Linked DNA regions of Homo sapiens: regions 1, 2, 3, 4, 5 and 6 are each linked to region 7. Evidence: chromatin loops called from intact Hi-C (ENCODE). Cell type or tissue: heart right ventricle. All regions are shown on one strand. Links, peaks and the distances in the headings refer to the core of each region. The heading gives the core; the rest is flanking DNA.

What was found. Hi-C counts contacts between places; a loop is a spot of excess contacts. Peaks named below come from ENCODE experiments on the same cell type or tissue, not always from the same donor. Only the 100,000 strongest peaks of a DNase experiment are listed, where the experiment ranks them.
Region 1: a loop joins it to region 7, with 5 times the contacts of the local background. A loop is called at or near these places in 2 of 110 quality-filtered maps.
Region 2: it touches region 7 in a loop (3-fold over the local background); 29 of 110 quality-filtered maps call a loop at or near these places.
Region 3: a loop joins it to region 7, with 3 times the contacts of the local background. A loop is called at or near these places in 33 of 110 quality-filtered maps.
Region 4: a loop joins it to region 7, with 2.1 times the contacts of the local background. A loop is called at or near these places in 26 of 110 quality-filtered maps.
Region 5: it touches region 7 in a loop (7-fold over the local background); 61 of 110 quality-filtered maps call a loop at or near these places.
Region 6: a loop joins it to region 7, with 8 times the contacts of the local background. A loop is called at or near these places in 80 of 110 quality-filtered maps.

The regions. Positions count from the first base shown.
Region 1 is chr13:110,162,859-110,167,261 of GRCh38, reverse strand. It overlaps COL4A1 (collagen type IV alpha 1 chain), which reads left to right. Exons shown (of 52, transcript NM_001845.6): 44 at 32-104; 45 at 959-1,030; 46 at 2,272-2,400; 47 at 3,701-3,799. Among named protein-coding and RNA genes, the nearest start is that of LINC03082, 36 kb to the right of the region's middle. In heart right ventricle, for the core only: no CTCF peak of the experiment used is centred there; no DNase peak of the experiment used is centred there.
Region 2 is chr13:109,867,423-109,871,847 of GRCh38, reverse strand. No RefSeq gene overlaps it. Among named protein-coding and RNA genes, the nearest start is that of IRS2, 83 kb to the right of the region's middle. In heart right ventricle, for the core only: a CTCF peak has its summit at 2,016; DNase peaks (open chromatin) are centred at 1,797, 2,097 and 2,367; H3K4me3 peaks cover 1,166 bases; H3K27ac peaks cover 3,292 bases.
Region 3 is chr13:109,873,550-109,877,974 of GRCh38, reverse strand. No RefSeq gene overlaps it. Among named protein-coding and RNA genes, the nearest start is that of IRS2, 89 kb to the right of the region's middle. In heart right ventricle, for the core only: no CTCF peak of the experiment used is centred there; a DNase peak (open chromatin) is centred at 2,639; H3K27ac peaks cover 3,010 bases.
Region 4 is chr13:109,882,335-109,886,759 of GRCh38, reverse strand. No RefSeq gene overlaps it. Among named protein-coding and RNA genes, the nearest start is that of IRS2, 98 kb to the right of the region's middle. In heart right ventricle, for the core only: no CTCF peak of the experiment used is centred there; no DNase peak of the experiment used is centred there.
Region 5 is chr13:109,144,016-109,148,015 of GRCh38, reverse strand. All of the region lies in intron 32 of MYO16 (myosin XVI), which reads right to left. It overlaps LOC105370356 (a long non-coding RNA gene), which reads left to right. Exons shown (of 5, transcript XR_931717.3): 5 at 847-1,059. Among named protein-coding and RNA genes, the nearest start is that of MYO16-AS1, 21 kb to the left of the region's middle. In heart right ventricle, for the core only: a CTCF peak has its summit at 2,269; a DNase peak (open chromatin) is centred at 2,268; H3K27me3 peaks cover 404 bases.
Region 6 is chr13:108,960,018-108,964,017 of GRCh38, reverse strand. It overlaps MYO16 (myosin XVI), which reads right to left. Exons shown (of 35, transcript NM_001198950.3): 18 at 2,362-2,479; 19 at 1,523-1,594. Among named protein-coding and RNA genes, the nearest start is that of MYO16-AS2, 140 kb to the left of the region's middle. In heart right ventricle, for the core only: a CTCF peak has its summit at 2,305 (motif pointing left); no DNase peak of the experiment used is centred there.
Region 7 is chr13:110,107,131-110,111,555 of GRCh38, reverse strand. All of the region lies in intron 1 of LINC03082 (long intergenic non-protein coding RNA 3082), which reads left to right. Among named protein-coding and RNA genes, the nearest start is that of LINC03032, 12 kb to the left of the region's middle. In heart right ventricle, for the core only: CTCF peaks have their summits at 2,252, 2,459 and 3,304; DNase peaks (open chromatin) are centred at 1,475, 2,485, 3,486, 3,705 and 1 weaker place; H3K27ac peaks cover 2,403 bases.

The DNA of each region.
Region 1 (4,403 bases), core at 1-4,000, 56 kb before region 7:
GCAATTCCCAACCTCCTCTTTGCGTGTCTAGGGTATTGGTGGCTCTCCAGGAATCACAGGCTCTAAGGGTGATATGGGGCCTCCAGGAGTTCCAGGATTTCAAGGTAAGACAGCACAGACCTTGCTGCACAGCCTTTGCAGCAGCAGACGCTGTGTGAAGAGCTTGCTAACCTCGGGCACCTTAGCACTGATAGCACCGCTGCCATTATAGCACGAGATACTGTTCTCTTCAAATTAAAAATGGCATTTCTGTGTGGCAGCCCAATTTGTATAATCTTATGGATGCCAGTGTAAAGACATTCTGATTTTCTTATTAAGAATCAGTGGATCATTAATATCTCAATAAGAAGTCATGGATTTGGGCTATTCATTAATTTATTCATATATTAAACACACATTTTTGGGCTGCTTACCAGCTCCCCAGGCACTGCAGTTTTTACTGCTGAGTCAGATACACGTGAAAGGTGAATAAAACAGGTCGCAGCCTCAAGGTGTCTTGTGGTCCAACTGGGGACATGTGTGAATCAGATCGGGACCAAAAACAGTGCCCTATGCCCCTCCACTAGTTGGATCATTTTACAGTTGGCTGCATGCTTATAAAAATGTAGCTTCTGGGTTCTAGAAAAAAGAGTTTCATTAAAAGTTTTACACACGTGACCAGAAATAATGCTGTTTTCTTCCTTGAAGATAAATTGGAAATTTGTTCACTGTCTATGTGTGCATATATGTGTATATATGCATATATGTGTGTATATGTATGTGTATATGTATGCATGCATAAGCAGGTGTATGAATGTGTATATATGGGTATGCATATATGAGTATATGTGTGTGTATATGCATTTATCTATACATTTGTGTACATGTATGTGTGTGCACTAGAGAGAGATATATACACACACATATTTGTATATCATTGGGAATTCTGTGCAAGACAGTGCTTTCCCTCTGCTTTTAGGTCCAAAAGGTCTTCCTGGCCTCCAGGGAATTAAAGGTGATCAAGGCGATCAAGGCGTCCCGGGAGCTAAAGGTAGGAGAGTTTGTTGATCTGTGGACACCTTACTGGTGCTTTGTGAAAATGTAAAAGCCAGGAATGCACAGAATTGGGGTGTTTGGTTTTTCATATGTGAAATGACTCAAAAATCATTAAAAACAATTGATAGGGAATTCTTTGCAGCAAGTCAAGATTCCTGTAGTTGACATTTTAACCAGCGACTTGTCTGAAAGTAGAATCTGATAAATCCAGGACTGAGGGAACTCCAGGGGAGGGGTGGCCGAGGTTCTCACTGACAGGCTCAGAATTCAGAAACTTCCCAAGGCTCTCAAGTTAGCCTGAAATCAACCACTGAAAGTTATAATAGGAAAGAAAATCAATCTTGCACTTAGAGACGGAGTGCATTCCTGCTGCACAGTAAAGAATTCTTCCTGGGAAAGGTGCTGTTGGCTTCTCCACCGGTGGGAGCCTACAGCATGAAAGTCGCCGAAAACCACATCATCTCAAAAGGGAATGGTTTAAGCACAGTATTCATCCTGCTTCCTCTTTACAGCAGACCATACTTCTAGGGCATCATTTAATTTTCCAAACCATGTTTTGGGAGAGAGAATGAGAAACCACATGCCCTGAGAAGTGGAACCCAAGGAAGGAGAGGGGAGGGAGGGTGTGTGGAAGGTGAGGGAGGGTGTGTGGAAGGGGAGGGAGGGTATGTGGAAGGGGAGGGAGAGTTGAGGGTATTGGGCTGAAAACGGGGAGGCTGAGGGGAACTCGCACTTTGTGTGGTTCTTACCACATGCCAAGACTTGCCATGCAGAAGAAGGATTAAGTTCATTCGTCACTCAAAGATCAGGACCAGTGTGATACTATACAGTAAGGCAGGTTTCAGATGAGTGTGGGAAAAATGTCCTAATCGCAGAGTGGCACTCTCCACGTCAGAAGCGGGGGCTGCTTGGGAAGAACAAGCTTCTCTCCCTGCTGGGAGGGCTGGCATGAGGCTGCAGGGCAGTTGTCAGGGGTCCCAGAGCCCAGAATGCAGTGGGAAGTTACGCTGATGCCCCAATGCCTTTGCCCGAGAGTTCAGGATTTCAGGTTAAATAATAAAGATGTGCAGATTGGACATGTTTTGTGAAGATCTGATTACCTGGGTTTTGATAATGACTTTACCTTTGAGAAGTACGTTCCATTTGGATAGCTTCACCCGGGATTCTCCTTCTAAAGTTGTTTCCGCCCCAGTATGTGGACAGTGAAATTGATCAATGCCTTCCCTATTCCCACAGGTCTCCCGGGTCCTCCTGGCCCCCCAGGTCCTTACGACATCATCAAAGGGGAGCCCGGGCTCCCTGGTCCTGAGGGCCCCCCAGGGCTGAAAGGGCTTCAGGGACTGCCAGGCCCGAAAGGCCAGCAAGGTGAGAAGGCTTGGCCTGTGCAGGGCGGTATGGGGAGCCCAGAGGGGCAGTGGTCAGAGTTCCTCCTCACCCATGTATCTAAAATAAGTTTCTGGGTAATGATTATACACACACATATGAATATGAGTTTCTTACCTCCCTTCAATGCATATCAAAACCTATGACATTTTTAAAGGGACCTAAAAAAAATCCAGAAGAAAACCCAGGAAAAGCTAGAGGAACACATAACAACACATCTGTGTTCAGTTAGAAAAACATGGGCTCAAAGAACCAGATCATTACCTTTCCCCCTCCTGCCTCCCGCTCCAGATGGGGGTGGCATGTAGCAATCTGGAATGGTAAAAATCGGTGCTCTCCATCCATGCCCCCAGGAGCGCTGCCTGATTGGCACTGTCTGTACAATTCTCTGTTATTTCCTGAAACCCTAACATAGTCTTCTGCTTATTTGAGTGAAACATCTCCTATTTGAAGAGCTACTGATAAGGAGTGGGTGGGAAGTAAAGGAGAATGAAAACATTTTAAAGTTGAAAGCATCAAAGAAAATTTAATGATACTTAAGAATAAGCTAGCCAGGCTCACTGGGTCACACCTATGTAATGCCGGCTTTTTGGGAGGCTGAGGTGGGAGGATCACTTGAGCCCAGGAGTTCAAGACCAGCCTGGGCAACATAGGGAGAGTCTGTCTCTACAAAATAATAATGATAAAATTAGCCAGGTGTGGTAGTGCATACCTGTAGTCCCAGCTACTCGAGAGGCTGAGGTAGGAGAATCGCTTGAGCCCGGGAGGTCGAGGCTGCAGTGAGCGGTGGTCACACCACTGCACTCCAGCCTGGGTGACAGAGCGAGACCCTGTCTCAAAAAAAAAAAAAAAAAAAAAAGAGAGAGAGAAAGAAAGAAGAAGAACAAGCTATGTACATGAAAACAAAAAAACTATCCATGTTGGTATATCTGTTGCCTAAAAATTGAGACCCCAGTATATGGCTGAGAGGGAAAGTTATCCAGTCTCTCATTCCCTCCACATCACCTGCCTTTTCCAAACCAATCTGCCAAACAGCAAGAAACCAGGGAGAACTCAGAACGAGGTGCCCAAACACACACCCCCTTATGAATATCCAGCTGCTTCTGCAAAGTCTGTACTCGACTTTGTGGGAAGCAACTCCTGGCTGTCCGAGAAAACGTTCTCATCTGCAGTGAGACTTTATGCTTGGCTCCTTGAACACTGAAAAGGACATTTAAGAAGGGAAGAAAGAGATACAGCTTACTGCCATACAGGATCATAAATTATTTTTCCTCTGCCTCAGGTGTTACAGGATTGGTGGGTATACCTGGACCTCCAGGTATTCCTGGGTTTGACGGTGCCCCTGGCCAGAAAGGAGAGATGGGACCTGCCGGGCCTACTGGTAGGTTGCGAAACTTCCAACGTAATTACCCTTGACCAGGATCTTTGGGATAGAAGGAGCAGAACCAGGCATGGGGAAACAGCAGAATGAAGTTGGATATATCACTTGACAGATTTCCGAAGAAGTCTGTTTCTTAGAAGAAATAGAATCAAATAGAAGAGCTGAAGAAGTGTTCTTTTTTCTGTGTAGAGACAGATATTGATCAAAGTGTACGTTTCCCAGATGTTGTTGAAAGGCAGCCAATAGTGGTGGCCCATGTGGTTTCCTAAGTGGGATGTGAGCTGCAGCTGTGAAAATTCTATTTCAGCAAAGGACAAGGGAAGTAGAAATGAAAATAATGCCAGCATTGGCCCAAAGGCATGGGATGAACTTGATCTGCTTCCTTAGGAGAAGGCACACTCGAGTGTCCGGTGAAGGCTATGATGCAAAAGGCTGAGGCCACTGACTAATTGAACAAAGAGCTCAGCCCAGCAGACCTGGGCACAGTTTGGCACGTGGCACAGTTAGAGAGGGGACAGAAGCAGGCCTTGCCTGCGAGGTCCCTTACTGCTCCATTTCCATACGCAGGCTTTGGGCTGCTATGGAGGAAGAAACACCTTAAGAT
Region 2 (4,425 bases), core at 257-4,256, 240 kb after region 7:
AGAAGATAACGTGCTCAAATACCTCTGAATTTGAGCAACAAATTATTTTGCAAATGCCAATCTCTCTCTCAATGCCCTCTTATGTGTATATATGTGTGTGAGTGTGTATACACACATATATTTATACATGTTTGAGAAATATACATATATATATCTCTCTCATATATGTATCTCATATATATATCTCATATAGATATATATATGAGATATATGTATATCTCAAACATATATATATATATCAGCAGCTGAGTTGATTATTCATTTAACCAAAATGTATTGAACCTTCACTAGGTACTCAGAATTCAGGCCAAATGAACATGGTTTGTGCTCTTGAGGGGCTTAAGGTGTATTAGAGGAGACAACAGATTGTTTGCAAAGCCTCTTTCCTGGAATCCCTGCCTCCATTTTCACCTGGTTAAGTCCTTCTTAACTCACAGGTCTCAGTTTAGACATTGTTTCTTTCTCATATTTAATTCTATTATGGTTAGTACACTTAACATGAGATCCACCGTCTTAACCAATGTTTAGGTGTCGGTGTGTTATTGCTGACTGCAGATGCAATGGTGTACAGCCGCTGTCTGAAGCTTACTCATCTTGGTTGATTGAAACTTTATGCCGTTGATGAGTAACTCCCAGACACTTTTTTTCTTGGAAGCCTTTCCTGACTCCCCAAAGTTTGCTGTGTGCCACCCGCCACCCATGCTAGCAGGACACATCTCACATCTCACTGTGCTTTCTTGTCTTGCCCCTTACTCATCTGCATTCCTGTCCTACTTGTTTCACAAAGTGGATGCTGTTCTAAGTCTATCCTGTGCCTGGCCACAAAAAGAAAATCCACAAATATTTCATGAAGAATAAATGAGATCAGCAAGCGCAGCTCATGGTGATAAGATATTCGCTGGGGTGTGCCTGCGATGGAGACATCTAAGTCCAAAGCTTCCCAGGGAGTTCTGGAGGATAGATAAGAGTTTGTCAAAGAACAGATAACAGCCTTCCAAGTGGAAAATCAATAACAATCTTGGAGTTGCCAAGATGTGGAGGAGTGTTACCAGGACTCACAGGCAGTCCTCCACGGCCTCCATGTGGGAGAAGAAAGCTGGGTCTAGAAAGGCCAAATTACACAGGGCATGGCAGAAATACCTGAGTGGGCATTGAGGGACAGTTCCCAGTTCTAAGGTGGTGGCCACTGAGTTGAGAGACTTTAGGAAAGTTACTTAGTCCAAAGGTTGTCCAGAGAGCATTATGGATGAGCTCCACCAAACGTGTCCTGGAGGAACTTTCTAAAAATGTGCTTGCCCCGGTCCCAGCCCAAAGGCTCTGACTCAGGAGGCTGGCTATGGGCCTCCCTCTGACACTGCCGTGGCACTTGGGTGGCACCTAAGAGAAGCACCTTTACAGGCCATGGAGATGGTCGGCCATGGGTCAGAGGGTGCAGACCTGGGCCACCTGGAACAACCCTGTGAGGCACCTCAAGGTCACTCTGACCACCAGTAGCCAGGTTTGGGGAAAAACAACAAGGATTCTGGGGCCGCTTCCTCATTTTCACAAATTCCTTCCTTAGCAACGTCACCAAGCTGTCCTGAGAGAACAGACGAAAAGATAGGGGAGTGACTCCGAGAGACGCCCAGCACTGTCTTGACCTCAGAAGGTTGCTGCTGTTTGATTGTCTTCATCAGCAGCCGTGGTTGTGAAATGACTGACAGTCCTGTCGGGGATGGAATGAGCAGGCCCATCTTTCCGGGGAAGCTCCCTGAGGCTGCCTTCCCACTCAGCTCCTCCCCTTCTTTGCGATGCTGGTCAGATTCCTTCTAGATTTCCAGTCGGATTCTCATCTGGCTTCTGCTCGGCGGAATTTTTCTGAGTTTCTGATTAATTCTTCAGGAGCGATGCCTCACCCGGCATTGCCTGCACAGGGAGGGTCTCCTGGCCGTCTGTGAGCGAATGGCGCTGCCCTCTGGAAGCCGGAGCCCACGTTCCCTGCGAGGCTGCAGGGCGTCCTCCCAGCCAGCAGCTGGCTCTGCGCTGTGTGTCCGCTGAGCCCAGTCGGCCGCTCTGTCTTTTGTCTGAGCCCTCGGTCTTGGCTCATTGCCTGGCAACGTGCTGGTGCCGCCAACCTGGGAAACCACTTTCTCTTCTCTCGGTGTCACGTGTGTACTCACCCAGAAAGATGACACGACCGCCCCGGAATTGCCCGTCTTCACTCTCCCCCGCGTCGTGGCTGCACCAAGTGGTCTGCACGCAGCAGCTGTTTTATGTGCAGCGAGTGCTTGGTTATTTTTCAAGTTTTTTTTTTTTCCCCAGAAATGTGGCCTTTTTCTTTCCCTGGAAAGGAAGCTTCAATGTGTGCTTCTGGGAACGAGCAGAGGGAGAGTCGCGAAATGCATGGCTGGCATTCTCTCCCACTCCTTATCAGAGAGGCGACTGGGCCAGGTGTCTGATTTGCTTCCTGCCATGAACCTCGAGGACAAATGGGGACACCGTGTTAGTGGAAACCTATTGCTGTGTTTCCCATTTAGCGAGCCCAGGCTGGGATTTTCTTAGAAATTAGAGTGACAACCAGATTTTTATTCTCATCTATCTCAAAAAGGCACTCACATAACAGTGAATCTTGCTGGTTGACAGGAATTGGCATTGAAGCCATGATATTGTTTACCAAGACTTGACCTTTGGTGACTCAGGATTTTTCATCCCTTGCTGCAGCGTAGTTGTTTTTCATGTTTCAAGGCAATCTGAAATGACATTGAAGTCTGATGACCTTAGGTCAAGTGCTTCCTCAGAATGTTTTAAGCCTTATGATCTTGCAGAGGCAATAACATTAAAACTCATTATAAAACTTATTCTAATAAATAAAGCTGTATATGTCAAGCGCTTTCTGTGTGCCAAGTATGGTGCTTAGCACTTACCAGGAATTACCACATTTAAATCTGATGGGCACCCAGGGAGGCAGGTGTGTCCCTAACCTTATCTGTTTAATAGAGGAGTAGTTATAGTTGCCTTACTAAATCCAAAGAATGTTCAAAACACATGAGAAGACTTTGCTCTCTCCAAAGCACCATGCAGATGAGAGTGTGATTGATCTGCATCCTATCTAAGCATGTTCCTGACTCACTGTTCACAGTACAAGCACATCACGATGTTTTGCTAAGAGTGGGATAAAGGTGACACTGCTCTGCTCAGCTCTTCTCCTGGGTGAGATGCCAGGCAGGAGGGGGCCAGTGCTGCCCCCTTGACTACAGCACAAAGGGGCCAACAGAGGGCAAGAACTTAGTTCCTATCACCTCAAGCCCCTGCAGACACGAATCAGAAATTGTCATTGCCTGTTACTCTTTTATAGCATTAATTCTAACTGTATTTTCTTAAATTACAAGAACACCTGACATTTCACTATATAACTGCATGAAACAGCAATTTAATCTAATTGTAACTCATACTATTAACACCATTTTCTCCATTGAGTGATTTTTCATTAAGGTCCAATAATTACTACCTAAAAATGATGTTGGACCATTTTCAGTGTTTTAGTCATACATCTAGAGCCAAGTTATCAAGGCTGCATTTTTTATTGTCCCAGATTATGTGTTAAATACAAACTGAATATGTACTTTGGAGTGAGCTATAAAAATTTTCCTCTAGGTGTTAGAATAAAATTGTATTTTCCAAGAGCAAACTTTGATCAAAAGGCAGGATTTTATTAAAGGATTCCAAGTATTTTTATGGTCATGCACATGTACACGGACATAGATAGATAGTGTGTGTGTATAGACATAGATAGATAGTGTTATGTGTTGAATTATGTTCCCCTAATCCCAGAGTTTCACAATCTGACCTTGTTTGGAAATGGAGTCTTTGCAGATGTAGTCAAGGTAAGATGAGGTCATTAGTGTTGGCTCTGATTCAATATCACTGGCATCCTTCAAAAGGAGGAAAATTTGAACACACGTACACACACACAGAGAATGTCATATGTAGATGATGGCAGATATTAGGGTGATGAAGCAGAAGCCAAGGAACACCAAAGATTGCTAGCAGATTACCAGAGACTGAGTGGCAGGCATGGAGCATTTTCTCCCACACAACTTTCAGACAGCTGACCTCTTGACTTCTGACTTCTCGACTCCAGAACTGTGAGACAACAAGTTTCTCCTGCTTAATCTACCCAGTTTGTGGTACATAGTTAGGGCAGCACTAGGAAACAAATATAGATTTATAGATGATAAAGAGGTAGATTGATTGATAAATGATAGATGAATTGATAGATGATAGGTAGACAGGAGAGATAGATGGATGATTGATAGATACATAGATTGATAGATGATAGACTGATAGATACATAGATAGATGATAGATAGATGGATAGATAGATGATAGATATACAGATAGATAGACAGACATATACACAGGCAGACAGACAGACAGATAGACAGA
Region 3 (4,425 bases), core at 226-4,225, 230 kb after region 7:
TGCTCCAATGAGTGTCCCAGCCCCAGCCAGCATCCACCACCCTGCCTGCCAGGGAATGGGACCTCTGATGATTGTAGCCCCAGCCTCTGAGCTCCAGATGAGCCCCGGGTATCATGGAGCAGAGATGTGCTGTGCCTCAAGTGCCGACCCCCAGAAAGTATGAAAGATAATAAATGATTATTGTTGTATTAAATCACTAAATTTGGTGTAATTTGTCATACAGTAATAGATAACTAAAACAGATTTTAAAAGTCACTGCCCATAGTATGTAAATTACAAGCATATGTCATGTATATGTAATTAAATGTAAATTACATGAAAATTACAATAATGTAAATTATATCTGCCTTAATTATGGACACAGAGATTAGGAAAAATACATGATATGTTATTTGCATACCACTTTCGTTATTTAACTGTAACCCCAGTTCCAAAAAATAATAAGCACAGTTTTGAAATTCTAGACAAATTCAAACCTAATGTTGGAGTGTATTTATCTTATTGATGTTTTTGTTTATAAATTAACTTTGATTTTAATTTTGCACTTGCATGTTAGGTGGCTATGCATGTAATTGGACTAAAATTTTATATGTGACATTAATAAAAACGGCATCCTCAGGACAAATACATATTCATCCTGTGGGAATCTTGTGTAGTTTTCCAGGCATCCTTGAATAATTATGTCCATGCAAAATTTAGAGTTAATATGAATTTCATTTTACATGGAGTTTTTAATATATAAAAAATCTACTGCAGAAGATATAGGTTAGTCAGGTTGACCATCTTTTTCAACATTAGCAGACATTTATAACTGATATTAAGTTAAAATGATTCAACCCATTAATGACTACTGCCAACCAGATAATGATACAATATAATGTCATATGCTAACATAAGGCCACACATATTGTAAAACTCTACTCATAGGGAATTCTAATATATAGGTAAATTTAAGCCATAGATTATGGTCAAAAACTCAATTTTAACATGTCCAATTCAAATTAATTTTGAAGAAAAGTTGACCAAAAAGTAAACCCCAAAAGATGGATAAGATTAAGTGGAGCTGAAGATGTGTGTAATTTTTGTGTTCACAGTCTTTTTTTAAAAAAGTGAAACCTAACTCTCAAAATTAAATTTTATTTTGTTTTACAGGCAAAGTATTTCTATCTTTACCTTGACATCTGTAAGCTTCCAATCAGAATAAATTTCAATACACAACTGTGCTACTGATTTCTTCTATGAAGATCTCATGCCCCATTTGCCTTGCCTCAGTAACGTAGCCATTATTCAGCGACCACACACAGACACTGCTAGCTCACCCCTAAACTTGTAGTCATTTGAGAAGTTACTATGCCCAGATGCTCTTGAAACTTTGCTTTGGCTATTTCAGTACATTTATGCTTATCCTGAAAAGAAAATAGCAGTGTGGCAGTTGCTTCTGCTTCGAAGCACCATTTTCTTTTACTTCCCTACCCAAGTCCCAAGTCCCAGCAGAGCCTGTGGTCCCAGGAACTGTGACCTGGACGCTGAGAGGGAGCAGAGGCACGCGTGCTAGGCCCACACTCGTCTGAAGATGCCAGGGGGTGCCATGCTGCCCTTACACTCATGCCCTCAGGAGCAATGGGCAGACTCATCTGACATCCTTCCAGGGCTGTTTTTCAAAACCAGAGTCAGACGGCTATTACGCTGCTCTTGCAGTTGTGGGTGGATCAGCCTCCACTCAGAGAAACAGAAACAGGCTTCCCTGAGGTCATGCGACACATCCTTTGGGACTTGGAGAAGGATATTTGTAAGTTCTAAATTAGCAAGCCAAATAGTCCTGAAGAGCTGGTCAACCTGCTGTCTAGTCTCCTAAACCTCACAGAGCATCCCATGCACAGAGCAGGTAAAATAAAAAGGGTAGCATGAATAAGAAAATGCATTATGCTTTAGCAAAGGTCTACCTGCCTCCTGACAGTTCTTAGATCCTCACAGTGGGGAAGGCACAGAAAACTTGCAGAGAGCCCGCCTGGCCCAGGCCTTGGCCTCACCTGTGGCCACCCCTGCTTTGCACCACTGCCTCCTCAAGGGACAGGTCCCACGTGACAGCGTGGCTGGTATGGTCCCTGTAGAAGTGCGAGAGAAAGCAAGGACACAGCCTACTAGCCTGAGAATGCCAAAACAGCTTCTGAGTAGTGAGCATTATGATTGCAAACCCAATTGTTCATTTTCATATGCAAATCCTGGCATACGTGCCAAAATGAAAACAGTACTGAATGGGATATACCTTGTTGACTTACATGGTCCTTCCCTCCTCCCATTCCTTCCTTCCTTCCTTCCTTCTTTCCTTCCTCCCTTCCTTCCCTCCTTCCCTATCTTTCCTCCCCTACTCCCTTCCTCCCTTTCACCCTTCCACCTTGTCTCCCTTCCTTCCTTTCCTTCCTTCCCTCCCTTGTTTTCAGTACTTTGACTAAAAAGGGACTGAAAAAAGAAGTCAAAGTATGTTTTTGACTTTCTAGTCAATGTACTCAGTGTCTCCATTAAATACACTACAAAATGTACAAAGTGTACAAAATACACTACAAAAATGTTATTTTGCAATGCATGATGCATTAACTCAGCTATGGTTTCTAACCAGGGCAGGCTGTGCTGTGTCCTCGGCATTGGGTGTCTGTTCAGCAGGCATCACAGAATGAAAGGCTGTCCATGAATAAGTCTTCATTTCACTCATGCAGAGACAACCTGGTCTTTTATTTTTTGAAACCTGTCAAAACCTTGCCAGGAACCAGAAACCATCAGGCCCGTTGTGGTTTTATTTTATCCGTGAATGAGTATTGAAAAGTAATTGTGTGGTTGGCTCTTATGCTTCTTGGATTTTTGAGATGCTTTTCATGCCAGTTAAAAAGATTATTTTATCAGTGACCTTTGTAGACTGACTCTGTAGTAAACAGGAAAATGTTCAGCCACTATGAATTATGTAATACTTTGAAATTGTCTAGACAGTGTGAGCAGGGCAACAGATGGAGTAAATTCTTAGAAATGAAATCAGTTTAGCAACAGAATTCTGAACCGAGATGGTCTCCACATCTCTCCCGCCCCTGCCCCTCTGATCCTGTCCTCTCCCCTGATGCTCCTAAACTCTTTGACCCCAAGATACAGAAGGATTTATCAGGAGTCAGGTGTGGTCTACCCTTTGCACTGATTTAGTAATGGGCTACAATGTCAGTGATTTGCTCATTTGTCATATTTCTTTCTCAGTCTTCTTGCTGCTGGGTGAAGAGTCAAGGATGACATAGCAAATAGGGACACTAACTACAGAAATTATTGCTGTGGTGCTTTATCCAGGCAGCACAGAGGGAAGGCAGGCCTGTGGTGGGTGGAGGGGGTGCTCTGGACTGCCTTGCTGTTTACACACCAGCCTCACCTTCTTCAGAAGAATGCCCTATTCCTCTCGTGGTAGAAAACTGTTCCTGTCCAAAAGAATATCTTTGAGCATAGTTACATGGTGGGAATGAAATGAAAAGATAAGAAAAAAAGCAGACTTAATAATTAAATCATCACTTACTGAGAAATCAATAAGCGTCTGGGGAATGAATAAATGTGTTAACTATTGTCAGCAGAACTTTCTTCCCAAATGAAAATAGAACAAAACTAGATGCTGAGGTCTCTGGAAGCTACAAAAAAATCTAAGACAAGAATGCAGCCTATAAAAGCTTTTACAGTGATTTGGGAGCAAAGTGTCCTGCCTATTAAGCAGGTAACTAAACGATGTACACTAGGATTCCCTCAGAGCAACAAAATGACAGAGAAGAGCAAGTTCCCCTGGTGTTGGGGAAACCAGGAATGGATTTATCGGGGATGGGAAATTTCAGCTGGTCCTTGAAAGAGGGTAAAATTTAGATGACAGAGGAGGAGAGCACAGCAGGCCACAAGAGCATCAAACAAACTTGAAGTTAGGAAATGGTGTTCGGAGGTAGCAGCAAGGGCGGTGGAGGAGAGTGCATTGGCTGTGAGGCTAGCAAGGGTTGGGATTAGGAGTTGCCCCGGAGCCCAAGCCTGGGGTGTGGCATGTCCCTAAGCATCTCATGCATTTCACGCTTGTGGCCGTATGGGTGTCCTCTGGGGCTCTTTGCAGAGACCTGCGTGCACCTCCCCGGGAAGCAGCCCAGGTTTGGTTAGGTTACCTGTCTGGTTCTCTCGCTATTGTCTTAGCGGGATCTCCCCCCAAAACAGATCTGAGACAAGAATTTATATGAGAATAGTTTATCTGGAAGGTCAGGGGACATGGCTAGCAACGGAGGCAGTTAATGAAGAATGACTTATCTCAGCATGAGAAGATGGCCATAGGGAGTGCCTTGCCACACTGAGGCCACCGTGTGTGACACCGTTGAGTCTCACATGGAGACATTCATTGTCCACACAGGAGAGGAGCAGGGTGATTACATC
Region 4 (4,425 bases), core at 244-4,243, 220 kb after region 7:
CTCTATAGATGTTAAAACCTCAGAACTGATGTCATTTTTACCGTGCAGAGAATTAAATTCTTTCCAGCTCTTGTTAAGCAGAGATGATAGAACGTATATATATGTTGTGGGAATAATTAAGGAAAGAACTAAAAAAGTGAGAAGGAAGATCTGGCTTCTCTTTAAAAGGCCATTAAAATCTTCATAGTATTGTCTGCTTAAGCAGCACATTCCAGACCAAAGCAAGAGAGTGCATAAATGTAAAGATTAGGAGCACAAACTCTGGAATCAGGCGCATAACCGTAAATCCCACTGCCTCTTGCTAGCTGTGCAGTCATGAAAAGCCAGTGTGTGCCTCAGTTTCCTCATCTGTAAAATAGGGACGCCAATAATAATAATAATAATACCTAGCTTATAGGGTTGTTGGGAGGATTAGATTAGATGCATGAGCTACTTTGACAGACTGCACGCTGATCTGTGACACTCGCATCTTCCATGGCTGTCACCAGCAGCGGGGCTGCTCTCATATCAGGAATAAGAAGAAATCAATTCACCATCCTCAGCATTCACTGTCTGTCTTCAGTGTTCATGGCCCTTAGCATTCGTGGTCTTCAGCATTCCCTGCCTCCATCATCTTCCACCTTGACTCCATTCACCAACAGAGGCCCCGCGTTGTAAGTTTTCTTTGTAAAAACTCATTGAGTGAAGTGTTGCTCTGCATAGAGGTAAAACAACATAAAATAGTTCATGTCTCCCAGTTTCCCCTTGGATGAAGCCCTTTGCATTCTTGCCCTTGTGGAAGTTTCTAGTCCTTGCCTAATCATGACTGAGGTCCCAACTCCTTTTGCAGAGAATTACTCCGATCTTCAGAGCCTGGGGACAGAGCCTCACATATGTTCTATTTCTGCTGCCTGGACTCCCCCATCTCTTCATCCTCCTTGCCGTGCAAAGCCTCTGCCTTTCTATTCAGCCTTCTGCACAACCATAAAGGATGTCTCTCAGGACCTCAGCACACAGCACAAAGCACGCTGTTTTCTAATTATTTTTATCTTCCTTAGTAAACTATGAGCTGCTGGAGAGAAGTGATCCTGTCTTCTTCATCATTGTCTCTCCAGGGTCAGACCTGACACACAATAAATTCTCAATAAACCTTGTTGAAAGAACTATAAATTGTTGAGACAGGCCAGAAAGCAAACCTCTTTCTGAAACATCCATTCATTGGATTGCCTTGAAGTGGTCTCAGCCAAATCCACCTTTTGCATTAAGCATGTGTTACTCCCAAGTACAGCAGAGAGTGTGGCTTTGGAGTCAGGCTGGCCAAGTCATCTCTGACCATCCCAGTGACCTTGACCAAAACCCCCAGTCAAATGGAAGCGTATAGGTAACACCTCGCCAAGGTCCTGGGGTAAATGCTTCCTGCCTTGGTTCCCAGGCTCATCTGCACGCATCATCTGAGGACCTTCGGAAAATGCTAGGGAAGGTGTCTCAGACTACTCCCATGATTATGGTGTAATTGGTCTAGCCTACAGTTTGACCCTTAGAGCTTTTAAAAGACACCAAGTGATTCTGAACTGTACGTATTTAGGAACCACTGGCTTAATAGATAGTTGTTGTTGTTGCCATTCTTCTGTTACATTTAATATCATATATAATAATATAGAACATATTATACAATATATTTAATATAAATGATATTTAATCTTGTCCTGAGAGCTAGGAAGAATTAATGCAGATTGTACTTGGGAAGATACATTTATTGAAGCAACTATATCATTGTTATGAGACTGGATTTGTTCATCAGACTATTTTTATTCTCCCTGCAGGGTAAAGGACTGAAGCTGTGGAGAGCCCACTGAGAGAAGGACAGTGAAGACAGCCTACAGCCCTGGGGGGCCGTGGGGACTCTGTCTACTATGGGCAGTGCTGGGAGCAGCCTAGTGGGCCTTGGGGCCTGGGAGGGACGGTGGAGGGAGCCTCTGAGACCTGGGAGGTGGCCCAGACCCATAAAGTGTCACTTCAAGCCCATTTACCCCTCAGTCTTTGAAATAAAAGGGCAACAGTGTTGATGTTGAATCTGTAGTCAACCAACAGTGAAAGCTGTGGTTTATACCCAACAGGTGTGCAGATGAACCTTAAAGTGAGTCATGACTGAGCCCCTGACCCAGCTGTAACTTGTATGTCTTGTATTGTAGTAACTTCCCTTTATTTTCCATGGCCCCCTCAGTATGGATGTTCTATGTCTTTTTACAATCAGCAGATATCCCACATTTTTTGCCATCATGCTGATTTTTCATGTTGATCATCTTCAATATAAAAGCACCTAAATATTTATTTTTCTTTAAAAAAGGTGACAGTCTAATATTTATCATTATATGAAGAGACATTTTTGTGTTTCCACAATTATGTTTTCCAGATACAAAACATCCTCATGTATAGAATCAATAGAATTACTTAGCTACAGTTTTCCTATCATCAATATTTGACATAATGTTTGCAAATCTGTCAGCCTAAATTATGTATATATGCAGCGAAGCTTTCACTATTTTGAAATTCTAACAATAATAACTGTAAAATTATAAGAGAACTGATAAGCATTCAAAAATCAGTTTATAAAATGTTTGTGTTAAAAAATGGATACGTAAAAAAAGAGATATAATGGTGACATTAATTCCAAAGCCAAATTTCTGTTACTATTGGGAAGAAATGTCACATTTTGATGTGCTTTGTCCAGTGAAATGCAGAGGTTAGGGAGGATGTGAAAGGCAGCCCAGTGGGGTGAGGACGGGCCTGATCCGGGAAGTGGGGTGTCCCCCTCTGTGAAGCACAGCTTGTGGGGGGCGTAAGTCATTTGTCTCCACATCCCAATTCCTGAGACCCTGGTAAGTAGGAGACTGTGTAGGCTGGAATCCTTTCTTTAAAAAAAACTATCTATTTGGAACCGCATGATCTGAGCTACTGATGCGAGGACACATTCTCTATTAATAGCGCCTCTATTCTAGCTCTTCATCACATCCTATCTGTGACATTTAAAGCCACTTAAGAGACACAGCATTGGCCTTGGCTGCCTTGGACGAGTTCTTATCAACATGCAGAGGCTTAAGGGAGCATCTCAGGATAGTTCAGCGGCTGTCTCCATCAATACAAACACTGTAGACTAAGTCGCCCCTTCCGTCACTGACTGCATTCTGAACCTGCTCTGGAAATGCTTCTTCAAAGTGCAAGGCAAACCTCAGCCCAGTCTGTCCTGCATTCCATAGTGACCTCTGTGCACCTGTGTCCAACATGAAACTCATGAAAGCAAAACTGTCCCCTTGAGTCCCTCGAGGTCAGGAACCGGTCTTGTTTACCTTCATGGTACTAGATCTGAACGTGGCACCTGCCTCGCAGTATTAAGTGCGCAGTCTGGGATTGTGGAACAGAAGTCATAAATCTTTTTACTGCCTTGCTTCTCAACCTGCGGTCTATGGACTGGGGCGTTGGCATCTCCAGGAAATTTGTTAGAGATACCGAATCTTAATCCCCACCCAGACTTATAAAAGCAGGATCTGCATTTTAACCAGATCCCCAGGGGATGTGTGCACACACCGAAGTTTCAGAAGTGATGTACAGTTAACTAAATTTTACTAGGTTAACCTATTTTCATGACACTGTTTGCTTCCTGCACCAATTTTAGATAATGGGCTCTGAGGGAGGCATGGGGCAAAATGATAAATTCACAAATCTCTGATTCATACATTTGAATACACCCCATCATTAGCAAGGAAATGAATGCTCCTGATTAAAGTGACTGTTTTTGTAACGTCACTGTACTTTTCCGTTTCAAAATAAACCAGAATACAACTTGTATGTCTGTCCCATTTACAGCTGAATATTACATCTAGATAAATAATACTAAACCCCGGTGTCATGAAGGACAGCCTGCCTATTACTTCTGCGAGGGGAAAGAAATACTGCCACTCCACCACATCTACCCCATTAATTCCATGTAAAGCTTAGCTCATACTTTCTGCTCCATGATCTGCAGATCTCCGTATTCGTTTATTTCTACTCTGTATCATTCCAACTGCATTTGGGTTGTCCTCTACTACCCCCCCACCCCCCCCCCCCACACACACACAAACACTTAACATAAAAACTAAGGATATGCAACTTTCAGCTAAGCTTGACAATGAACGGTCACCCTTATGCGATATTGCTTGCTAATATCCTTTCGCTACTACTACCTTGTTTGTTGCTAATATTTGAGCTGGACTTAAAGCTAAACTCATAGGGATCCTGCGCTGTGTGTTTGTGACCTGCTTTCCTTAGAGCCACTCAAAGTCTGTGGCCTCACAGGTCCGGTCTGGCATTGCAGTGTGAAATTCTCCACGTGCCCTTGCCATGCCTAAACACAGCCCCTGGAGAATGTTCCAGCCGACATTCCCTGAGACAGCCTCTCACCCAGCC
Region 5 (4,000 bases), core at 1-4,000, 960 kb after region 7:
TTCCAAAGAGACATATTCTCTTCTTGTCAAGCCCAGGTCTATTAACATGGCAAAGGAAGAAACTTCACACAGCTCCTGCTTGCTTAATGTCCACTTAGTGATAAATGGAGACCCCCCTTCTCTGGGGGTGTTAATCTAGTTTCCCCAAAGGACTTACTCGTTTGGAAAATGAGGAAAATTATGCATTGATTTAAAATGGTTCTGGAATGCAGAGGAGCGCCCCACTTTGTATGAGACAAGAATTCAGACAGTCACAGATCATCAGCAGAAGAGCACCTCAGTAAATTATCTTCCACACTTTTTCTAATTTTCATGAGCACTCCCACCCCCAACTCCCCACACACAAATAAATCACTGTGGGGAGAAATCATCAAGGGGAGTGAAAAAGATTTAACTGCTTCAGACAGGATAAAACACTACAAGACCCGCACATAGGCAAGAAGCCTGGGGGATGCTAAGCTCTGCATCCCATTATGGGATGTCAAGATTTGCATAAGGCAGACTAATGTCTCATACTTCAGTCTCGTTTCGATGTGTCAGAGAATAAATGACGATAATGTTGGAACTTCTGTTTCAAACATCAGGAGCAGAGAATAGCAATTTGCACACACCGTCCTGGAGCACATCCCAGGTTTCCATGAGTAATTCAGGGGCATTTGAGTCATTGTAAAGCATCCTGCATCTTGTCGCTAAACAATGAATGGGTAACTGCACTTGATTTGGCATAGAAACATCTGAAACCCATATGATATTGACTTAGGATGCAATTGCGTGTCTTTGAATTTTGATCTTTCATAGTTAGTTCTACCTGATATAATATTTAGAATCTTTTTTTTTTTTCTGTAGTAGAAGGGGCTGTCTGCAAGTGTTCCCTTGGAGAAATTTGCAGAGTCACATTGCTTGGTGGAATGCTAGCCCAAGAATTATTTTGTTTGTGTCGTGAAAAATGACGCCCTGGCTTCGAGAATCAGGCTTTTGTCATGAATAGCAGCTTCATGCTCGTGAAGACTGAAATGGATTGATTGGTTTGAGTACTTATTAAAATGCCTTAAGAATAAATGTTTTTTTCTTCTTAAAGAACATCTATGATAAAATATTTATAAATATTTAAATATATATTATTTAAATGGTTTGACATTGGTTTTCTTTTTTCTCTTTCTTTTTTTCTTTCTCTTTTTCTCTTTCTCTCTTTCTTTCTTTCTCTCTTCTTTCTTTCTTTCTGGGCAGTGTATTGCTCTGTGGTCTAACCTGGAGTGTAGTGGAGCAACCACGGCCACTGTAGCCTCCACTTCCCAGGCTCAAGCGATCTGCCCACCTCAGCCTCTCAAGTAGCTGGGACCGCAGGCACATGCCACCATGCCTGGCTATTTTATTATCATTATTGTTTTTTTTGTAGAGACAAGGCCTGGTTAGCTACTTTGCCAGGGCTAGTCCTGAACACCTGGGCTCAAGCGATCCTTCCACCTCAACCTCCCAAAGGGCTTGGATTATAGGCATGAACCACCATGCCTGGCTGATTTGACATTGGGATGCACTTAAAAATGATCCAGTGCCAGAGGAGGGAAATGGGCAGGAGTAGAGATGAAATAGGATGGGCCACAGAGAAGGTTCATTAATCTATTCTTTATACTTTTGTCTATGTTTGAAATTTTCCATAAGGAAAACTTGAAAAACAATTATTTTGTAAACAAATGGCCCTATGGAATAAAAGTATATTGTAAAAAAATTGTTTATAAAATACTCTCACTCCAAACTCATAATGTTCTTATTCAGAATATTTATGTAATCAAATAAAATATTTGAAATTAATAGTGACTTCCATTTAGCTTATGTGATCCTTATTAAGTAAAAATGCCACAAGAGCTAGTTCTATCAAATAGATTTGTATGTCAAACTGCTCTTTTATAGGTAAATTTTACCTCAAACAACTATTTAATAGCCACCTACTATATGCAAAGAAATACTGTACATTACAGCTTTTTTGTTGACATCATTTTTAGTACCTGTTTATAACTTATAAGCTAAGGATGCACTGTATCAGAATGTAATAAAACTGAATTTTTAAAAAATATTTTGAGTCTGATTTTCGTTAATTCGGCCTGGCTGTCTTCCACTTTCTTCTCCAGATTTCTGAGATGTACTGCATTTTTTGTCAAGACCCTGTCTTCCTGATCTTTTTCAGTGAGTAGAGAATAACATGCTCATGTGATTTCACTTTATTCTGGATAAACTCAACCAGACGCTGAGATGCCATTCAGAGCAATGGAGCACCCTAGTGGCCTAAAGGAGCCAAGGACTCTCATTCACCATTTGAATCGGGTCTCATAGTTTTTGAAACCAAGCAACTAGAAATAATTAGCATAATAATATTAGCCACATCATCACATGAGATGGAAAAAAATGTTGTGAATTAATGGGATCTTTATGTCTAGAATGGAACAGACAATTAAACATTTAGTCAATATTAATTTTAAGGGCCAAGTAGCCTAGACACTGTATCCCAGAATTATACATACCCATCATCAGTATAAAGTTCATTTGGCATTCTTGAGTTTATGGGAAAATTCTCTTCAACTAAACTCTTATGACTATTACTCGTTGCCCCTCAGTGAACAAATATTAATTTTAAAAGACTTTTTTTTTTTCTGTCTCTTTTTCTCTTGCTGTCTGAGCAGCATTGCATAGGTAGCTAGGGGAAGAGACTCTAGAGACAGAGTTACTGCACTCAAGTCATTCTCTGTCCCGCACGAGCACAGCAGCTTTGAGCAAGTAGATTAATCTCCCTGTGCCCCAGTTTTTCCACCTGTAAAATGGAGATAAGTGGAGAAGATGCCTTATAGTGTTGTGAGAATTAGATGACTCAGACAATGCCTGGCACAGTAAGCACTACAATTCCTTGCTGCAAATATTTCTTCTCAGACTGCAGTCACATCCATCATCTGCACAATCATATCTTTCTTATATGTGTGTCCACCACTCTTAGAATCTGCATGGTTTTGTATACTTCAAATTGCATATCCAAGAATCTATAGAAAATGAACTGGTTTGGGCAACATAGAATTTGTGAAATCCTACATATAAGGCTATGGAATAGTAATGGAGTAGAATTACGCAAGAAACAACCTTGCTTCCTATACACAACTCACTGTACATTATAGCACATTATATTTCAACCAGAAATAACTAAAGCAGTGAATTACTGAGCAGTTTAATCTCCTCGATGTCATTGTTCCAAACAGCCAAGGAGAACATTTTGAACCTTTCTGCAAAATTTGTGCAATAATTTTCTCCTATGAAAATTGAACAAAAAATGAACTTTAGTTAATTTAAGGACCCTGAAGGGTAAATTAGCCACACACTGTATTATTTGGTAAGAAAGCTATTTCACGGTGAAAATAAAAATGTCTTTAAGCATAAAGAAGGTAAAGTAAAAGATTTAAAACTTGAAAGAAATTCCATAAAAGTCATTGAATTCATTCAGAAGAAAATGGATTACTAACCTCAGGATCAAACTGTGTAAACTTTAATAGTCATATAACCAGCCCCAGTGCTGAGCACCAGCACTGAATGCTTTTCCTTCCATAGCTTATGTTTAACCTCTCCTACATTCTAAAAGAATGGCCTGAACTATCCATGAGAACATGATATCCGAACTTGTAAACTTATTTCCCTCATCACAGCCCATAAAGAATTATACATTTGGCCGGGCATGGTGGTTCACGTCTGTAATCCCAGCACTTTGGGAGGCTGAGGCGGGCAGATCACCTGAGGTCAGGAGTTCAAGACCAGCCTGGCTAACATGGTGAAACCCCATCCCTACTAAAAATACAAAAATTAGCCAGGCATGGTAGTGGGCGCTTGTAATTCCAGGTACTCGAGAGGCTGAGGCAGAACAATTGCTTGAACTTGGAAGGCAGAGGCTGCAGTCAGCCAAGATTGTGCCATTGCCCTCCAACAAGAGCAAAACTCCGTCAAAAAAAAAAAAAAAAGAATTATTATA
Region 6 (4,000 bases), core at 1-4,000, 1.1 Mb after region 7:
TCTGTTAGAAGCACGGGTGAGGAAGGATACCTACTGATACTGGCGGAAAATGTAGTCAGAGAGCTGCAAGTTCAAGGCCATCGAGATGGAACAACACAAGGGGAAGGGGCAGTGAAAGTGGGTGTGGCCATTTATGACATTGTGAAATTGACGTTCCTAGAGCCATGTGACTGAGGAGGGCAGGTGGGTCACCCACAGGGTGGTGGTAGCAAGTGAGGGTGGTGTAAGCAGAGGAAATCATAGATACTAATAGTGAGCTCAATGTTTCTCAAAAGAAGGTGCGAAGAAGAACAATGTCTTCAAGATGCTTAGTGTGGCTGGAGGCAAGGGTGCCAGTGGGGCCTCCTAAGCCATCTAAAGTGATGAGCTGGTGTATCTTTGAAAGACTGTTGGCCTTATTCCTGAAATGCCTATTGCATTTCAGAAAGATTATTTCAGAAGTAGTGTGGAAGGAGGGCAAGTTGAGATAAGGTGAGATAAAAGAGGAACCAGGAGTGTCTTGCTGTAAGGCAGGGAAAGAATGATAAATTCAGCAGTGCTGATGAAAATGAAGGGAAGGCAGTAGGAATGGGAGATATTTATGGCGTGTGTCTGACCTATGCATGGAGGAGGTAGAAGAGAAAGAGCTATCAAGTATAACTTTTGGGCAACTGAGTGAACAATGGGGAGATTCATTACGTTTGGGGATATTCTGAGAGTAGAAGTGAGGCAGGAATAATGACTCACCTACCTAAATACATGCACATAGGCCCAAAAGGCCATAGAGAAAGAATAGTAGCGATTTAGAGAAAAAAGATTAGATGAATGGTGAGTTCTCACAATCACAATAAAGAGGAAAATAGTAAGGCCATCATTTAGAGTGAGTACTTGAAGATCATGTGGGAAAACCACTCTCTTTGTTCACTGAGTAGAGATGCATGTAGCATAGAGATTAAGCATGTCATCTGGGAGTCAGACAGCGCTAGATTCTAATTCCAAACATGTCACTTACTAGTGATTTGAGGTTCAAAGTTATTTAACTTATTTGAATTTTAGTTTTCCCCTCTGTTAAAATGGAAATAGTAATGCCCACATCAGAGCAATCTGTGAGAATTCAAACACTACAATTTTTATAGGACTTGGCACAATGCCTATCAGTTTATATATGTCCAATAAATGACAGCTGTTCTAACCAATGAGGTAGCAGGAAAAGGTTGGTCCTTCATTGAAGAGTGCAGCATGGCACCACACATGCAAATGGATCCAATATTTTCTTTGAAGAAACCCTCTTGGATTGATGGTTTTGTTTTTCTAAGGTGACAGATTATCTAGAAAGGGTGACCAGTTAGGCAAAATGGTCTCTCAGGAGCATAAAGAGTCTACACTATAGTCATGTCAAATGACCAAACAGGCTCAGAATGCTTTCCTCATTTGGCATTCAATTCATAGAAATAGTTTCACTAAGTGGGGACAAGTCAAACTGTATTTAATTTTCATATTTGATTCTAAATTGCACAAAGATGTTAGAGCATAAAAAAATTACCTTTAAAATATTGAATATCAGTTGTTAAGGCAGATGCCAATTCATCTGTTGATACTTGTAACATTCCAGCCACTAAAATTAAATCAGCATTATAAACATAAAGTTAGTATATTTTTTGATACCAAGAACATTGAATTTTATGGCCATAATTGATAAGTTTTATATAGGCACATTACAAAACATGAGTATTTTAAAAAGTCATTACCACTGTAATTGTCAAATTCAACTAGAGAAACATCTTACAGTAATCAAAATATTAATGAGTTCTTACAGTTCTGTGCATTAAATCACAGCGGATGTTTTTCCTCCCTGTCCTCACAGATGGTATGGAATTGTTTTTTTCCAGGTACCTGGTTAAATCTCTTTGATATAGGTGAAGATATGTTGTTTCCTGACAATCTGTGGTTTTAAGGTATTTTTTAAAAATCTGGGAGCGACTAACGAGGCAACTTCAAAGAGAGAGATTTTTGGCAAGATCTTTGAAAGGGAATTAATTACATTCTGTTTAAAATGTTGAGCTAATAACATGCTCCCAAAATACACTGGGTAGTGGGGTGAAGGGTACTTAGAACAATATAAATAAACAACAAGTATGTGCTAAAGAATCAGTGTTGCTAATGTGGTGCACAGAATGAGAACATAAAAGTACATCTTGCTACTCATTTCCACAACAGATTTTAAGAAAAAACAAAGTAGACAATTTCCCCCCCTCACTGAATTCTACTATAGAGGAAAGGGTTTAAGCCAACTGGCTTTTCTGTACTATGTCGCCATCTACTGGTAGATCTACAAAATTGCACATCAATGTGGTTAATGTCAGAAGGTCATGTTCCACTGACCTTGTTCCAGGAGCTGGAGGTCAGAAACGAAGGCGGAGTTCCCCTCATTCAGGGCAGTAAACCGAATGTCTCCAAGGTGCAATATTGCTGCTAGAATTACGAACAGATTCTCCACCTCCTATGCATTTTACAAACAGAGAGAATGAATAGGGTGCTTAGAAGAAAGATTAAAAGGCAAAATTTTTAAATATCTAAAAGTAAGTTACAAAAATGATGACCCTATTAATGAGGTTGGGAGTTTGCAGATCCCAAATGTTCGATATGGCAAGAAAACTACCAGTCTCTACCTCAACATCAAAACCTCATAATTCAAAACATATTTTCTCTAAATCAATGTTCCTGTTCCTGAAATATAAGAGAGTCAGGAAATAATATTCTGATATAAATTAACAGCTTGTAGATAATTGTAATAACAAAAATGAATAATTGTGTGCTTAGGGTTTGACTGGCTGGGCTTCACTTGTAAGGTTAGACTTCACTCCCCCTCCTCTCCAGGCTCACGTTGGACGCTATTTAGACTTTGCAGTTGCTGTGGCCGCTTCATTCAAGAACCTACATCATGGTGTTCATTTCTTCGCTATCTCTCTTATGAGATAAATTAACACGATGATTACAGAATTGTTTACTTCTCCTGGAAAAACTAAAGGAGGCCTAATGAAAACAACTGTGCCTAGACTCAAAAAATGCTAATTGTTTTTTAAGGTATTTTAAGGAAAACAGAAAAAAATGGATGTTGGCAAGAGCTATCTTTGAGCAGAGGGTAGCAGGAAGTAAGAGAATGCTGAAAGAGAATCTGGAACGCTGCATAAAAAAAATGAGACCTTAAATTTGATTTTGGATAGTCATTTTTTGGCAAGAATGAAAAATCAAGAAAAAGCTGCAAGTTAAACTGTACTTTTCTAGAATGTCAAATATTTAGCATGATGATATCAACAGTAAAACAGGTTGAGCCCCGTGAAGGGCAAGTGGCATAGCCTGTTCTGTTCTCAGTCTCCTAATCTGTAATTTGAGAACAAAAACTCCTTCCCTAACTACTGTGGAAGCGGTTCTAAGAACAATGCTGATGTGCTTTATAAATACACAGTGGAAACAATACACTTCTTGAGACTTCCGTGATTTTCCCCAGAGCTTGTAGTTTTCATAATAAGGTATGATTTTACCAATTTTAAAGTGAGAGCATTGAAAAGAATGATCTCTAATTTTCAGGTATAATAATATTTTATGAAAGTGATATACATATAAAAATGTTTTTGGTTAACCCCTAAATCATAAATTTGTTTTTCAAATTTAATTTACTTATGCTGTATAAAATGGCATTATTCAAGCCTCTCAAATTTCTTAACTACTTGTCAACTTATTTTTTTTCCTTTTTTTTTTTTTTTGAGACAGGGTTTCACTCTGTTGCCCAGGCTGGAGTGTAGTGGCGCAATCATAACTTACTACGGCCTTGACCTCCCGGGCTCAAGTGATCCTCCCACTTCAGCCTCTTGAGTAGCTGGGACTACAGGCAAAAAATAGTGTCCAGCTAATGTTTTTGAAAAAAATTGTAGAGATGGAGGTCTCACTATGCTGTTCAGGTTGGTCTCGAACTCCTGGCCTCAAGCAATCCGCTCATCTTGGTCTCCCAAAGTGCTGGGAT
Region 7 (4,425 bases), core at 210-4,209:
AATGTGCAAAAATCACAAGCATTCCTATACACTAATAACAGACAAACAGAGAGCCAAATCATGAGTGAACTTCCATTCACAATTGCTTCAAAGAGAATAAAATACCCAGGAATCCAACTTACAAGGGACGTGAAGGACCTCTTCAAGGAGAACTACAAACCACTGCTCAATGAAATAAAAGAGGATACAAACAAATGGAAGAACATTCCATGCTCATGGGTAGGAAGAATCAATATCGTGAAAATGGCCATACTGCCCAAGGTAATTTACAGATTCAATGCCATCCCCATCAAGCTACCAATGACTTTCTTCTCAGAATTGGAAAAAACTACTTTAAAGTTCATATGGAACCAAAAAAGAGCCCGCATCGCCAAGTCAATCCTAAGCCAAAAGAACAAGGCTCAGTCTTTGTTAGATAAGGTATCTGGGAGAGCTGCCAAGGGGATGGTAAGGGGGTGAGCAGAGATGGGAAAGCGCCACGTGGGACACCGTTCTGTCCCGCCACCCAGCCCGCCACGCAGCCCTCCACGCAGCCCGCCACCCAGCCCGCCACGCAGCCCGCCACGCAGCCCGCCACCCAGCCCGCCACCCAGCCCGCCACGCAGCCCGCCACCCTGGCCAGCCTTATCTTCTTAGTCTGTTAATCTTCTGCTGATATTGTTTGTTTGTTTGTTTGTTTGAAATGGAGTTTTGCTCTTGTTGCCCAGGCAGGAGTGCAATGGCGAAATCTCAGCTCACTGCAGCCTCCGCCTCCCAGGTTCAAGTGATTCTCCTGCCTCAGCCTCCCGAGTAGCTGGGATTACAGGCACCCACCACCACACCTGAATAATTTTTTATATTTGTTTTAGTAGAGATGGGGTTTCACTATGTTGGCCAGGCTGGTCTCGAACTCCTGGCTTCGGGTGATCTGCCTGCCTTGGCCTCCCAAAGTGCTGGGATTATAGGCATGAGCCACTGTGCCTAATATTCTGCTAATGTGACCATCCTAGACTCCGTAGTAAGAGATTCTAACTTTGAAAACAGCAGAGTTTGCCTGATTTTATTTGCTATTTTTCAAAGCGTGCTGTTTCATCAGTGCCTATGCAATGATGTCTATTTTCCATTGGGGTCCTGTCAATACCAGGTGAAAGAGGGGCACCTGTCAATACCAGATCTACTTGGCTGCTCTCCAAGAAGATCTGGTATTTACGGTTGCCCCTCTTTCAAGCTCAATCCCTATCTGTTTGGAGTCTAAAACAACCTGCAGACTTTCTTCTTCCCTGTGGGTTTTCCCTTGTTTAGTTTATTTATATCGGAAGACTCCACGAAGGGATCAGAGCGGACAGCTTGGGACTGAAGGGCACGTGGTGTCTGACTGGTTAGACAGTAGGGAAATAAGAGCTCCACAGAGGGAAGGGAATGGAGTAGCTAGCGCTTGGAAAGAGACGGCTGGGGGTTGACTTGGCAGCTTCTGGGAGTGCATGGCAGGCTTATCCCTCCGTGGAGGACAGGCCTGACTCAGCCGCCTGTCTCCATAGGGGGAGGAACAAGGCGGAGGCGTGCATGGCCCGGCTGCAGGACAGCTCAACAGCAGGAGCATCAAGGGCTGCCAGGGCCCTGCAGAAGGCACCGCTCCGCCGCAGAAACTGCCTTTTCCGTATTAGGATCATGATCCTGTAAAGGTGCAGCTGCTGTACCATGCTAATGAGCTCTTAAAATCTGTATTGCAGCACGTAAGTAAAAAGTCTGAACAAACTGTCTTAAAGAAAGAAGACGAAGAAGAATGAACTATCAGTCACTGTTGTGAGCACTCTTTGAGGAGGCAAGGAGAAGTGTGCTTTTAGAATTGACTGCGTTTTAAAGGACACAATGCCATTTTCTTGGAACTGGAGCAAGATAGAAATGTATGAATTTGTTGTCCCAGAGGGTGACGAAACTGTCTCTCAGGCAGAGTTCAAAGACCCCGAGGGACCCAGGAGATTTGTGGGAACGTCAGTTAGTGGGTTTCCTTTTTCATATGAAAAGGCTCCAGCAGTTAACCAGGCGTATTTAGGAGCATGGTGATGTGAATTTCCAAGGCTCCTCGGGGTAGCATTGCAGTTTCAGACCACACAACAAAGTGAAGCTTCCTGAAATTCAAGACATTGTTGGGGACTTATCTCCAGTAAGGATCAGTTTAGGGACACATAAGGGAGACAGGCCACGCCTCTCTCCTGGTGTCCTCTAATACCCTTAGCCAGCAAGCACCTTAGACTACGGGAAGGGGGAAAATGGGGAAGAGGTCCCACTGATGTGGATAGATGGTCCAGTAGGGGTGTTTCTGAAGCCTGTGCCTGGGGTCTTGGCGCTTTCCCCTTCTCTCTGCCGGGGCTAGTCCCTGACTCCTGGCCCCTGCACCCTATATGTCCTTTTTCTTGTCTGAGCCTAGAGACAGAAACCACCCAAGACCAATGTCAACTTGCCATGTCAGCCAGGAGCCTTCCCCTGGGTGGCAGCACACTCCACACAAAGCAGGCAGAGCAGGCCCGCTGCAGCATCCAGGCCCTGCTGGGAGGGATCCCTACTGGAAGTGCACTCACAGCCTGGTCAGCCTCATTCCTGGGCCTCTTGAGGCTCCCATGCATTTGCCAGAGCCCGCCCACACTTGCACTCCTACACTCACTTAGAAACACACACACACACTGCCACAGCCACACACACACTCACATGTACACAACCACATCAACACTCACACACTTATTCACAAACTCACACACACACTCATACATGCACACAGGTGTATACTTGCACATCCACACTCATAAATGCACATCCACAGCCCACACAACCTCATGCACATACACATATACACACATTCACACTCATCTCTACCCACACACATGCACACTTATTCACAAACTTATACATACACACACAGGCCCATACTCACACACACCCAACACAGGCAGTCACACACGCACACACCCTCTCACTCTTGCACGTGCACACACATTCTCACACACACTCCTATACTTATTCACATACACACTCTGTGACACACTCATGCTTGTAGACACTCACATGCACACTCGCCCATACCTAACATGATGTTACACACACTCAATCACAGCATGCTCACAATCAAACCCACACACTGTCACACACTCACACACGTGTGTTCTGTTGCACACTCACACTCTCACACTGGTGCAGTGCCTCCCTTGGGCACCTGCTGTCTTTGGCTCTAAAGCTTACGGAAGTGGCGGCCTTGCCCGAGCCAGGCCTAGTTGCTTGCTAGGGCCTTGTTAATGGCGCCTCAGTGTGGAGAACGGCGGGAAGTACGTTTTGCTTCCCAGGGTGGTTGATCCCGAGACCACAGGTTCCAGCCTGTCTGCCGCCCCAGGGTGCTGACAGGAGCTGCCTCCACTGCCTTGTGTGCCATGTCTATATTAAATTAGGGGTCCCCATGTCCCCAAGGCCCACTCTCCGCTAGGCTGTGCCCCTGACGTTCACAGAGGCAACACCCTCTTTGATGACTTACCAGCGTCCACAGAGTGACTCCAAAGGCCAGAAGTGCCAACAACTCAACTGGGCACTTGGCACCACACTTGGAACCTCCGACTGCCCCAAGCATGTGACCCGGGAGCCTCCTGGATCCATGCTGCTGTGGCAGCTCCCTCCAGAACTTCAGGTCCCATCGCCAAGGGATCCCTGAGAACAGGGCTGACGGAGAAGGTCTGGGCCTAGTCTTAGCAGTGCCACCCTTTTGTGGAGGGACAGTGTTCTGAGCCTCGATATCCTCCTATGGAAAACAAAGGTTTTAGGACTTTGATCTTAGTGCACTCGGGCCACTGCAATGAATTGCCACAACCTCGGGCTTGACACAAGAAGTGTGTTTTTTCACAGTTCTGGAGGCTGAGGGTCCAAAATCATGGGGTCCACAGGCCGTGGTCCCTCTGAAGGCTCCGGAAAGGGTCTCCCCTGCTTCCAGCCTCTAGTGCTGATGCAGTCCTTGGCATTGCTCGGCTTCCAGCCACATCGCTCCCGTCTCTGCCTCTGTGGTCACTTGAGGTCTTCCCTGTGTGTCTCGGTATAAATTTCCTCCTCTTAGGAGGACCTCCATCATTGGATTAAGTCCCCAGGTAAGCCAGCATGACCTCATTTTAACTCGATCACATTCACAAATACCTATTTCCAAATAAGGTCCCATTCACAGGTACGGTTTACAACTTGAACTTGGCTTTCTGGGAGACACAATTCACCCCTAACACTGACCTTCAAGATCGTGACATTTAGAGATGATGTGTAACCAGAGATTATTAATATTACAGTAAATGACATGAAGAAAAGGAATAAAGTGTCAGGCAGCTCTACCCACCAGCCTGAGCACATTTCTGAATCTAACTGGCAGCTCAGTTTGGGGGCAGTTCTCACCCTCATCTGATCTTCTGCTGCTCAGGACTGAGA